2 separate regions of the Mus musculus genome follow, and region 2 is linked to region 1. A link is a loop called in an ENCODE intact Hi-C map of the cell type or tissue named here. Cell type or tissue: left cerebral cortex. All regions are shown on one strand.

Region 1 (5,000 bases):
TACCTGCACCTGGGCAGCAAAGTAGAGCTGTGCCTGGTTGTGGGTATTGCAGGTGAGTCGCCCTGAGGTCACAAGAGCAGGAGAGCTGGCTTTGCTCCTTGTTGGTGGTGGCATTGGATGACCTAGCCCGGGGCAGGAATAGAAAGCCTGGTGTGTGGTGAGGGAGAGCAGGCAGGCTGGCCAGCTCAGATACCTCTCAGGCCCAGATCAGGGCTTTGACTTGGCCCACCCCAACATCTACCCCATCCATGAACCACTAGAGCCTGCCAAGGGACCCGTCAGACAGATCCAAAACTACAAGATCTCCATCACACAGGCAACGACAGGTTATCCGAGAGGAGTCCCAGGGAGGTTCCGGTATTGATAATGTAGCAGAAGCCAGAGGCCTCAAACCAATGACTCATTGCAATGAACACATGCAAGCACACAAGTGTGGGCAAAGGGTATACTGCAGGACACACCGTGACACAGTGCAGCTTCCAGAAGATTTTTTTTCTTTCCTTTTGTGGTGGGGGGAGGTTGCAAGGGTGGAAGGCAAGTATGAAGGGATGGAGAAATGAGTGGGACTTGGGTACATGATGTGAAATTCACAAAGAACCAATAAAAAGGTTTTGGTTTTTTTTTTTAAGTTAAAAGTGCCTCTCATCTAGGCCCCCAGAGAGCACAGGTGACTGCAGGCACACAGGGGAAAATGTAAAGAAAAGAACAAGCTGGTTCTAATCAATTTCCCTGGAAGTGATCAAGTGGGAGGGCCCATTGTGGGTGGTGCCATCCCTGGGCTGATAGTCCTGAGTTCTATAAGAGAGCAGGCTGAGCAAGAGTTCCATTGTAAAAATATCAGTTGAGACGGCTCTCTCTCTGTGTGTGTGTGTGCAGGATCTGGCTGTGTGGAGAGGTTGAATGTGGTGGTGGTGGGGCTGTGGGTCAGGGGCCGAAAATCTCAAATTTTAATAAGCCTCTGAACTGAAATCTCATGAGCAGGGGGAGGGGTGAGGAGGCTTTTCCACCAAACACACCCTGGAGCTATCAGTTATGGTAGTAAACATGTCCCATACACTGCAGCATGTTGGCGTTCCCCCATTCACTCTTTCTCTACTTGGCATAGACAGTCACTATGTGTTCCCATTGGGTCACAGGGCACTGACATCCACAGAGCAACCCAGTGCCTGGCCCCCCTCCTCAGTGTTCTGGAGCTCACATACAGACTCCTATGACTCCACTGGACTATGAACCTGTTCTGGGAGGTAGGTCATAGCTACCCTACAGATAAGCTGAACTCTCAGAGCTGTTAATGATATGGCCTGGACTCAAAGTCACGCTTGCAGACTCTGGATGGGGTAAGGAACACAGTGCAGGACAGTGACAGTTTGGAGGGGAGACAGCAGCAGCTGGTGGGGCTAGACTCTCGGCTGGGTCACTTGGGACAGTGTAGGATAGACTAAAGGATGAAGATGGGAAAACAGCTTCACAGATCCATTGGTAACAATGATGGTTCCCGATTCCTGCATGAATGTGGCCAGTTCTATGTTTAATTCATCTTCTTACACATATTTGTGAAGCCATTGTTAAGAACACACAATATTAAACTATGAATGGCATTCAGAGTTTTAGGAATGCAGTGTGCCTATCACCATTCCAAAACATCTCAGAATATCCAGAACATTCTCATTACGGTCAAAGGGAAATAACATGTCTGTGCTAAGAGCCAGTGTTCTATCTCTAGTCCATATACACAGGGTACCGCACACGGACATTTGGATATTTAAACTCTGTGTGTGTGTGTCCAGGTGCATGTGTGTGGAGTTGCACATATGTGCACATATGTTCAGAGGCCCCAGCCTCAGATGTTCTTCAGGTGTTGTTTTTATTTTTTAGACAGGGTCTCTCACTGGGACTAGGGCTCAAATGAGTAGGTTTGGCTGGGTGGCCAGCAAGTCCCAGAGGTCACTTGTCAACAGACTCATTCAGTATGTGGCTGGCTTCTCTCACATAGCAAGCTTTTAAAGTCCATTCCAGCAACTGCAAATGTCATGTTAGTACTTGATTCCTTTTGATGCCTTCATTGTTTTGGTATGCTGTCCGTCACTCCATCGCTCAACACTGATGGCATTTGCTTGCCTGCATCTTTGGGTCATTGTCGCTAGTAGTCAAATACTGCTGCTGAACGCCTTGTCCAATGTGGTTAGCCCCACTTTATAGATGAAAAGTTGAGACCACGATGGCAGGGAGGCTAGCACCTTCCTCTGTGAAGGTCAGTCATGTCTTAGCTAGTTAGCTAAGTGGCTAACAATCCAATGGCTCTCAAAAAAAGGGGAAGTCTATCTCCTCCGTGAAGCTGAGCAGCCTAGGTGCCCCATAAACCAGGCAGGCCCATTGACAGCCATTTTCTCGCTTCTAAACCGTTATGGAATACGAAAGACAAAGACACTAGATGTCACATCACTTGGCCCTAAGAGTCTTCCCTTGTTTATTCAGCTGCAGAGAGACAGGGCCTTGAAGAAGCCAGCTCCTTGTAGTCCAACAGAAACCAGGACCCTCTGAAGCCATGGCCCCCTCCCATCCTGCTTTCCAGTTCTGGATACATCTTTATCTCTGGTGTCTGCTTCTGATGCCAGCAGGTGAGTGGGTACCACCACTACCACTAGGACTTCATCGCACCATCGTGTGCCCACAGGCTATAGAGTAGACTCCCCTGAAGGCCAGCTCATATCATTCTCAAGGGTACAGGGGGCACTTAAGGTCATTGGCTGGATGGCCAGCACCACAGGGTGAAGATAAAAGGCTGTTTCAACTCTAGTACTAGCAGCTTTGTTGCCTTAGAATGTCCCAAGCTTCAGAGTTCCTGACCTCAACATGCAAACAGCATCATAGAGCACTCAAGATCACTGTGGGGATGAGGGAAGCTTACACGTAGCACACAGGCTAGGGCAGATAGGTGGGTATGCACACAGTAGCTATGGTCATGGCTGTACTTTCTATTCCAATGGCAGCTGAAGATTTGTCTGGTCTTTTATAAGGTAGTTCTTTGCCTGCTCAGACAGCAGAGCCCCTGAGTGGAGAGAAGTTATTATGCAAAACACAGTGCAAAAGACATAATCAATCCCAGCAGACAGTTTTGCAGAGCTTTGCACAGCTGAAGAGAACTGGTCAGAGCTGATGATTTAAGAACTTAGGGTGGTACCCTGCGTGGGAGATGTTCTCGTGGGCATTAGTAGCTCGTTGTAAAAGTGGATGAAAAGGAAAAAAGATCTCACTGTCAGCCAGGCTCATAGCAGTGGGTGAAGCCCCTCTCAGCCATCTCCCATCACACCACCCCTCCACCCCGCCCCGTCGCCCCATACTACCTGAGGCTCTTTGGTTCTGGCTGAGACTGGTTTCTAGGTCTGAGCTTTTTTTGCTCAGCTGGGGCAACCCTCACTCCCTGACTTAAAGTCAGGAAGACACCAGGAGTATTTGCTGTTTGCCTGATGCGTTATTATGCAAACAGAGTGCCATATTGGTGCTGCGTTAAGCACCAATCTGCGTTAATCTATGGGGTTTGTGATGGGCTTCTTATGTATGTAACCCCTGTACTGAGGCTACATGATGTGGAGTGCTGCCCATTTGATGGGAGGTGAAGGGAAAGCCACAGGCTCACCTCCTTGACTTCATGCAGACTCACTCTTTCTTTTCTGTCCCTATCTCACAGTGTTGGCCCAGCAAGGCTCGCACACCCATGCCGAGGACCGCCTGTTCAAACACCTCTTTGGAGGCTACAATCGCTGGGCACGGCCAGTGCCCAACACTTCCGATGTGGTCATCGTGCGCTTTGGACTATCCATTGCACAGCTCATAGATGTGGTGGGCCTGCCTTTTCATGCTGCACTCCCTTAATCAGCGCCCACCCCACCCCCCCCCGCCCCCAGCCCACACGATCTCTCTCTTGGTCCTCCTTGGATTCAGCTCAGCCCTTCTCCCACCAGCCCTCAAAGCCCACCCTGGACACAGCATGCAGCTACCTTGTTGTGTTGCCATGGTCCCTTTGTTCCCATTCCTTGGAGCCCCCAAGAGCATAGGTTGTCTAAAACACATGTTCAACTCCCCTCCTCTGTGATTGGGTGACCCTGAGGAATCAGAGTACTGGTGACAGGAAGGGTGGCTGGGCTTTGAGTGTCCTATGAGTAGATCCTCAAAGTGCCTCCTATACACTCTGTCTTCTGGGATGGTTCATCAGATACCCCAACTATTTTACTTTCTATCTCTGCTACCCCAGGATGAGAAGAATCAAATGATGACCACCAATGTCTGGCTAAAGCAGGTGAGTCTTCCATAGTAGGAATTGGCAGACTTGTGCAGTCTCCAGACCCTTCTAGGACCCTCATTATCTATCGGCAAGATGCTAAATTCATGGGTCATGATCAGTAGTCACCTAAGAGGTGAGGCAGCTGTGGTACTGCAGGCTGCTCTCTCCGGGGGCTGGCTTTTGTTTGGCCAGTCTCTTACTCAACTGTTCTTTTCACCCACAGCACCAAGGGATGCCTTTCTAGGAACAAGCATCTCATAGTCCCAGGTTTACAAGACAGCTCACTGAATCGGCTCCCTTCATCATAGGACAAGGGGGTACCCAGGTATGCCCAGCTCCAAGGTCCATCTCCTAGGAGTGGCTTAGAGTCTGTGCTACCTGGCAAATGACCCCAGAGCTCACAAGCATAAAGCAATGACCCATTTATCACACATTTGTGGTCTGGTGGTCAGATGGCTTTCTCTGCTTCAAATGGTGACTAAGGTACTTGGCGGCACCTGGCCAGCTGTGGTTAGTGTGTTACTGTCTAAAATGGCTTCCCTTACATCAGCAGTTTTCAATCTCTGGGTCACAGCCTGTTGGCAAACCTCTATCTCCAAAAATATTTACATTATTCTCATAACAGTAGCAAAAGTACAGTTATGAAATAGCAATGACATAGCTTTCTGCTCGGGGGTCATCACAGCACGAGGAACTGTATTAAAGCACTGCAGCATTA
Region 2 (5,000 bases), 290 kb before region 1:
ACCTTGTTAGGAACAGTACCCACTAAAGTTAACAGGGTCGCAGTGTCTGTCAGTTGTGCATAGCCTTGGTCATTGTTGATGCTTAAATTCTAGACCCATCTCTGTGCTGCAAAGTGAATCAGCTTTATTTAGCTAATTATATGAATGAAAAATGTCACATCAGTTTTAAAAGATTGCATTAAATTGATGTACGATAAGAACCCCATCTTAGTTAGGGTTATAATTGCTGCAATAAAACTCTATGACCAAAAGCAGCTTGGGGAAGAGTTTCTTTCAGTTACAGTTCAGTATAACATTCACCATCAAAAGCAGTGAGGACAGGAACCTGGAGGCAGGAGCTGATGCAGAGGACATGGAGGAGTGCGCTTACTGGCTTCCTCAGCCTGCTTTCTTATAGAACCCAAGACTACCAGCCCAGAGGTGGCCAAACCCACAATGAGCTGGGCCCTCCCACATCAATCACTAGTTAAGAAAATGCCCTACAGGCTTACTGCCTACAGTGCCATCTTTTGGAGGCATTTTCTCAATTGAACTTCTGATGACCATAGCTTGTGTCAAATTGACATAAAACTAATCAGTACAAACTCTAAAGAAAAGTGAATTTAAGAATTTAATTAAAGCATTAGGAGGCAGAGGCAGGAGGTTCTCTGTGGATTCAAAGTTAGTTCAGTCTACATAGCAAGAACCAGGACTTTGTAATGAGGCCCTACTTCAAGGGAAAAGGGGGTGGGGTGTGCTGTGGGGCATTCCAAATGATTTCCAGACAGTTTCAGTACCATAGAGACTATGTTCATCCAGGGATGTGTGTTGATATCATCATCAGTGTGTGTGTGGCAGGGTGTGAGGTTGGAAGAATTCTTAGTCTGCTTCATCTGGTTCATTTAATGATGTAGCCTGTTTAGTGAGCTAACTTTTCTGATTCTGCACTCGATACTTGGTCTTGATTGTTCTGCCATCACTTGAAACCTGGAGGTATCAGAAACCATGTTGTCCTCTTCTCCAGACTGCAGTCCTGCAAAGCTCCCAGGTGGGCAACACAGTGGGCTTTCACTGACGTCTTCCATCCTTTCTCATCTGAAATTCTCGCCCTGTTTTCCTTCTTGGCCTGTGCTTTGGTCGGGTCAGCCAAATCTCAGCTCTTCCACAAAGCCTTTGGTCACTGATAGCTCTTCTTGTTGCTTGAAGCTGCAGTCTACCCAGGATGTTTCATAGTTATTATCTGACTCACCTTGGCTCATAGCCAGGCACAGCTACACAGCTCTCAAGTTTGTCTTGCCTCTCCAGGTTGCTGGGCAGCCTTTGGCGATGGTGACTGTCTGATACTCTCCATAGAGCTTCACGTGTGATAAGTCCCCGAGAATACTGTCTTGGAATGAGATGCTTTCAGTGCAAGTGGCTGAAGACATGGTTGTCTTGTTGTTGCTAAAAGTGGTTTCCTTCTTTGTAGGTTTCACGTGGACAAACTCTCTTCGGCCCATGTGTACCTACGATTACAAAAGGTAACTGAATGTAAGCGTGAGTTCATGACCTTCCCTTTATAGATGAACATCATATATTCTTTTTGTGTGATTAAGTTGCTTAAATAATAAATGTGTTCAAAGTCATAAAGATTAGTTAGTAAATGTCTTCCTCCTATCTAGAAATTGTTATGGAAAATTCTGGATGATTTCCCAGGTGGAAGCCCTGCCTTGTCTAGCCAGCTCGGTGCATTACCTATCCCCTCTGCTTGTGTCCCCCTCAGTTCATCTGATGCTGACGTCTATTTCTAGTGGCTGCTTCTCCGACACACTCAGTTCACCTGGCTCACGAGGGCACTTGTTCCCCTTATCAGAGTGTCTTTGGACAGTCTAAAACACGGTGGCGATGCAGGAACGAAGAGTTCATGTGCCCTGGGAACGCAGCACCACTATTTCTTTCTAACTTGCTTGTATCTGTATTTTCAATAGTTAAACTACATAGTATGTATTATGTTTTAAAAAATATGTACTTTGGACTTACAGGGTTTTAGAACGTTACAAAGGTCAAATGACTTCCCTGCTGCTGCTAGCATCTCACATTACATGGCGGGGATCTCAAACAGCAGGCCAACTAAGTTCTGGAGTTGATTTGAGCAGTTTTCCCATTAATGTCTCTACCTCCTGAGTGCTAGATTGAAAAGCATGTGCCGCCATGCCCAGTCCAAAAAAGTTTTTAATAAAGTTTTGCTGTGAAGACCTGGTCAGGAACCTGCTAAGTAGAGCAGGCTGGCCTTGAACTTGTGATCCCCCTTCGGAATGCTGGGATTACAAGCACACATGACAGTAACTTATAACATGAGATCTCTTAAATCTGAGCTGCAGCCTCTGGCAGCGTTCCTTGCCCTCAAGTTGTATGGTGGGTCGCACCTGTTGTGTGTTCAGAATGGAGGCTGCAGTGAAGTCACTGGGCAACATGGGAAGTGATGCCAGAAGGGTTTGGTTATAAATTAATTTGGGACCACTGTGAGTTTCAGAAACCCGCAGTTGCCAGGTTGTGATACTGCAGCTCAGGCTTTAAGCAGCTGAGAACCCAAGGACAGTGGTGTAACGATTTTTTGATCTTTTGCCTTGTGATTTCCATCCAAAACATTGTTACTGAAAGTTCAGCTCAAGCTGTCATTTCTATTCTGTCTGTACATCTGGGGTGCATTTACACTGTTTAACCTTGGGATACCGACAGCCACAGTAGCCCAGGTTGGTCAGATTACTTTTTAGGGTCGTGGTTTGTAAACTGGATATTATGTTGTTTTCTTGTTTGTTATTTTGATTGCCTGTAGTGAGCTGATAATAGTGGCACAGTTAGTAGGAAAGCTACTTTGTCAGGATTAGATTGTATGCAATTTTTCAGCATTATAAACCCTTATTTAGAAATGCTTATTTGTTTTGAAAGAAAGTATCACTGTTGGCCATGCTGATCCTGAACTCTTGGGTTCAAAAGCCCTTTCTACCTCAGTTTCTGAGTAGATGGGACTGTAGGCAGGCATGCACCACCACACCTGACTTTGGCTTTTTCTTTTTTTTTTTTTTGTCACTGTGGCTGGTTTGGAACTTGCTTTGTAGAACAGCCTGAAATCCTGACTCTGTAGCACATAACTGCCTACTTCCTCCTGTGTAGAAGGGACCAACTCTTCCTTTATTGAGTCATTGTGAAGGTTAGGACCTGGCACATGCTGAAGCTTTGCAGAGTGGCATCTGGCAGGCACTGTGTGCCTTCATTGTGGTTTGAATCCAACACGAAGCGTGACGATGCAGACTCTCCGGCAGTGTTCACTGCTACACGGCCATTTTGGATAGAAAAGCCATGACATTTGGGAGTGTTTTTGGCTCACTGGTGTAAAGTGACTCAAAGCAAACCTGAGTTCCTAGGCTCACTTGTGTGAGCTCGCCCATCCATTGCTGCTTTGCTGCAGCCTCCACTGGCTACTTTATCTTCCCATGGGAGCAGCACAACAGATGAAGAACACAAGAACTTCACCCGGATTTTGGCTGGGAGGTAGACGGCTGGGGAGATATTTGGGATTCAGAGCTCCAGGCCATTATCTGTTTCAAAGGAAGGTTACAGGGACCTCAGCCAGGAAGGTGTCTAGATCTCAGAATGGACACCGTGCCCCCCCCCCCCAAGCTTTCCGGAAATGAATGAGGATGGCAGAAACCACTGAGACACAACTGCAGTTAATATCTTCAACATGGTTTTTAAAATGTGTTGAGTATAGTTTTCTGCTAATGCCTTCTCCTAGTTCAGGTACCATTCTGTGGTGGGTAAATGTCCCTCATCTTTCAGTGCTCTGCAGTCCACCCGGAGAGCCCCTGCTTGTCTGTAAGCCCGTGTCCAGCCGGTAAGGCAGCACATGCCTTGCGAGTGCTCCAGTGGCCATCAGTAACCAAGAGGATTATTTGGTTTATTTTGTGTTGCAGGGAGAGAAGATAGAAGACATTCCAAAGGAGGTTTTGATGGACTGTGCCCACCTTGTGAAGGCCAATAGCATTCAAGGTCAGTTGGCCTAGCATTCCCTTTTTCTATGTTTGGATCATAGTCCATTTTAGTGAGCATGAGTCTGGGGAGAGCAGGAGGAGGAGGAGGCTTGTCAGAGAACTAGATGCTCATATCCCACACCTCTTAGTTTTACTGTCCTTTCTGTCTTGACACTTGACTTTCCCTTTCCTTGAGTAGGAAGTCATCCAGCTCTGCCTAAGACTTTTGGCAACATGGCAGTGTTGATAGCTAAGGAGATGTGTCTGCTGCCATCAGCTGTCAACAGACTGTAAAACTAGAGGGGTTTGGTTCAGTGTTTTGTTGGTTTTTTGTTTTAAATATATTTATATGTGTATGTGTTTTATTTGCATGTATGTCTCTGTGCTATGTGTATGTCTGATGCACTTTGAACCCAGAAGAAGTTGTCAGATTCCCTGGAACTGGGGTTACAGACAATTGTGAGCTACAATGTGGTTGTTAGGAAATTGAACCCAGATCCTCTAGAAGAGCATCCAGTGTTATTAACTGCTGAGCCATCTCCCCAGCCCCTTGTTTGGATATTTTGAACTGGAATCTTGATATGTAGCCCGGGCTAGCATGGAACTCACTGTGTGGCCCAGGCTGGCAACTCACAATTCTCCTATTTCAGCTTCCTGGGTCCTGGAAGTATAGGTATGTTTAACTATTTCAGGTTTAGAGCCAGAGTCTTTGTTTTTTTTTTTTTTTTTTTTTTTTTTGGTTTTTCGAGACGGGGTTTCTCTGTATAGCCCTGGCTGTCCTGGAGCTTACTTTGTAGACCAGGCTGGTTTCGAACTCAGAAATCCGCCTGCCTCTGCCTCCCGAGTGCTGGGATTAAAGGCGTGCGTCACCACGCCCGGCTTAGAGCCAGAGTCTTTAAATCACGCTTTTTCTTTTCTCCTTCTCTCCCATGCTTTTCCTTCATTTAATTTGTGAAGGTTTTGAGTCATTTGACTCTTGTCCTCCTTCCCCACTGACCTGGGTGGTCTGGG

What was found. Peaks named below come from ENCODE experiments on the same cell type or tissue, not always from the same donor. Only the 100,000 strongest peaks of a DNase experiment are listed, where the experiment ranks them.
Region 2: a loop joins it to region 1, with 5 times the contacts of the local background. A loop is called at or near these places in 7 of 42 quality-filtered maps.

Annotation. Positions count from the first base shown.
Region 1 is chr14:66,139,669-66,144,668 of GRCm38, forward strand. It overlaps Chrna2 (cholinergic receptor, nicotinic, alpha polypeptide 2 (neuronal)), which reads left to right and starts at 1,292. Exons shown (of 7, transcript NM_144803.2): 1 at 1,292-1,337; 2 at 2,476-2,618; 3 at 3,689-3,840; 4 at 4,253-4,297. The coding sequence starts at 2,546. In left cerebral cortex, no CTCF peak of the experiment used is centred here; no DNase peak of the experiment used is centred here.
Region 2 is chr14:65,850,170-65,855,169 of GRCm38, forward strand. It overlaps Ccdc25 (coiled-coil domain containing 25), which reads left to right. Exons shown (of 9, transcript NM_145944.5): 4 at 1,448-1,499; 5 at 3,933-4,008. Among named protein-coding and RNA genes, the nearest start is that of Ccdc25, 15 kb to the left of the region's middle. In left cerebral cortex, no CTCF peak of the experiment used is centred here; no DNase peak of the experiment used is centred here.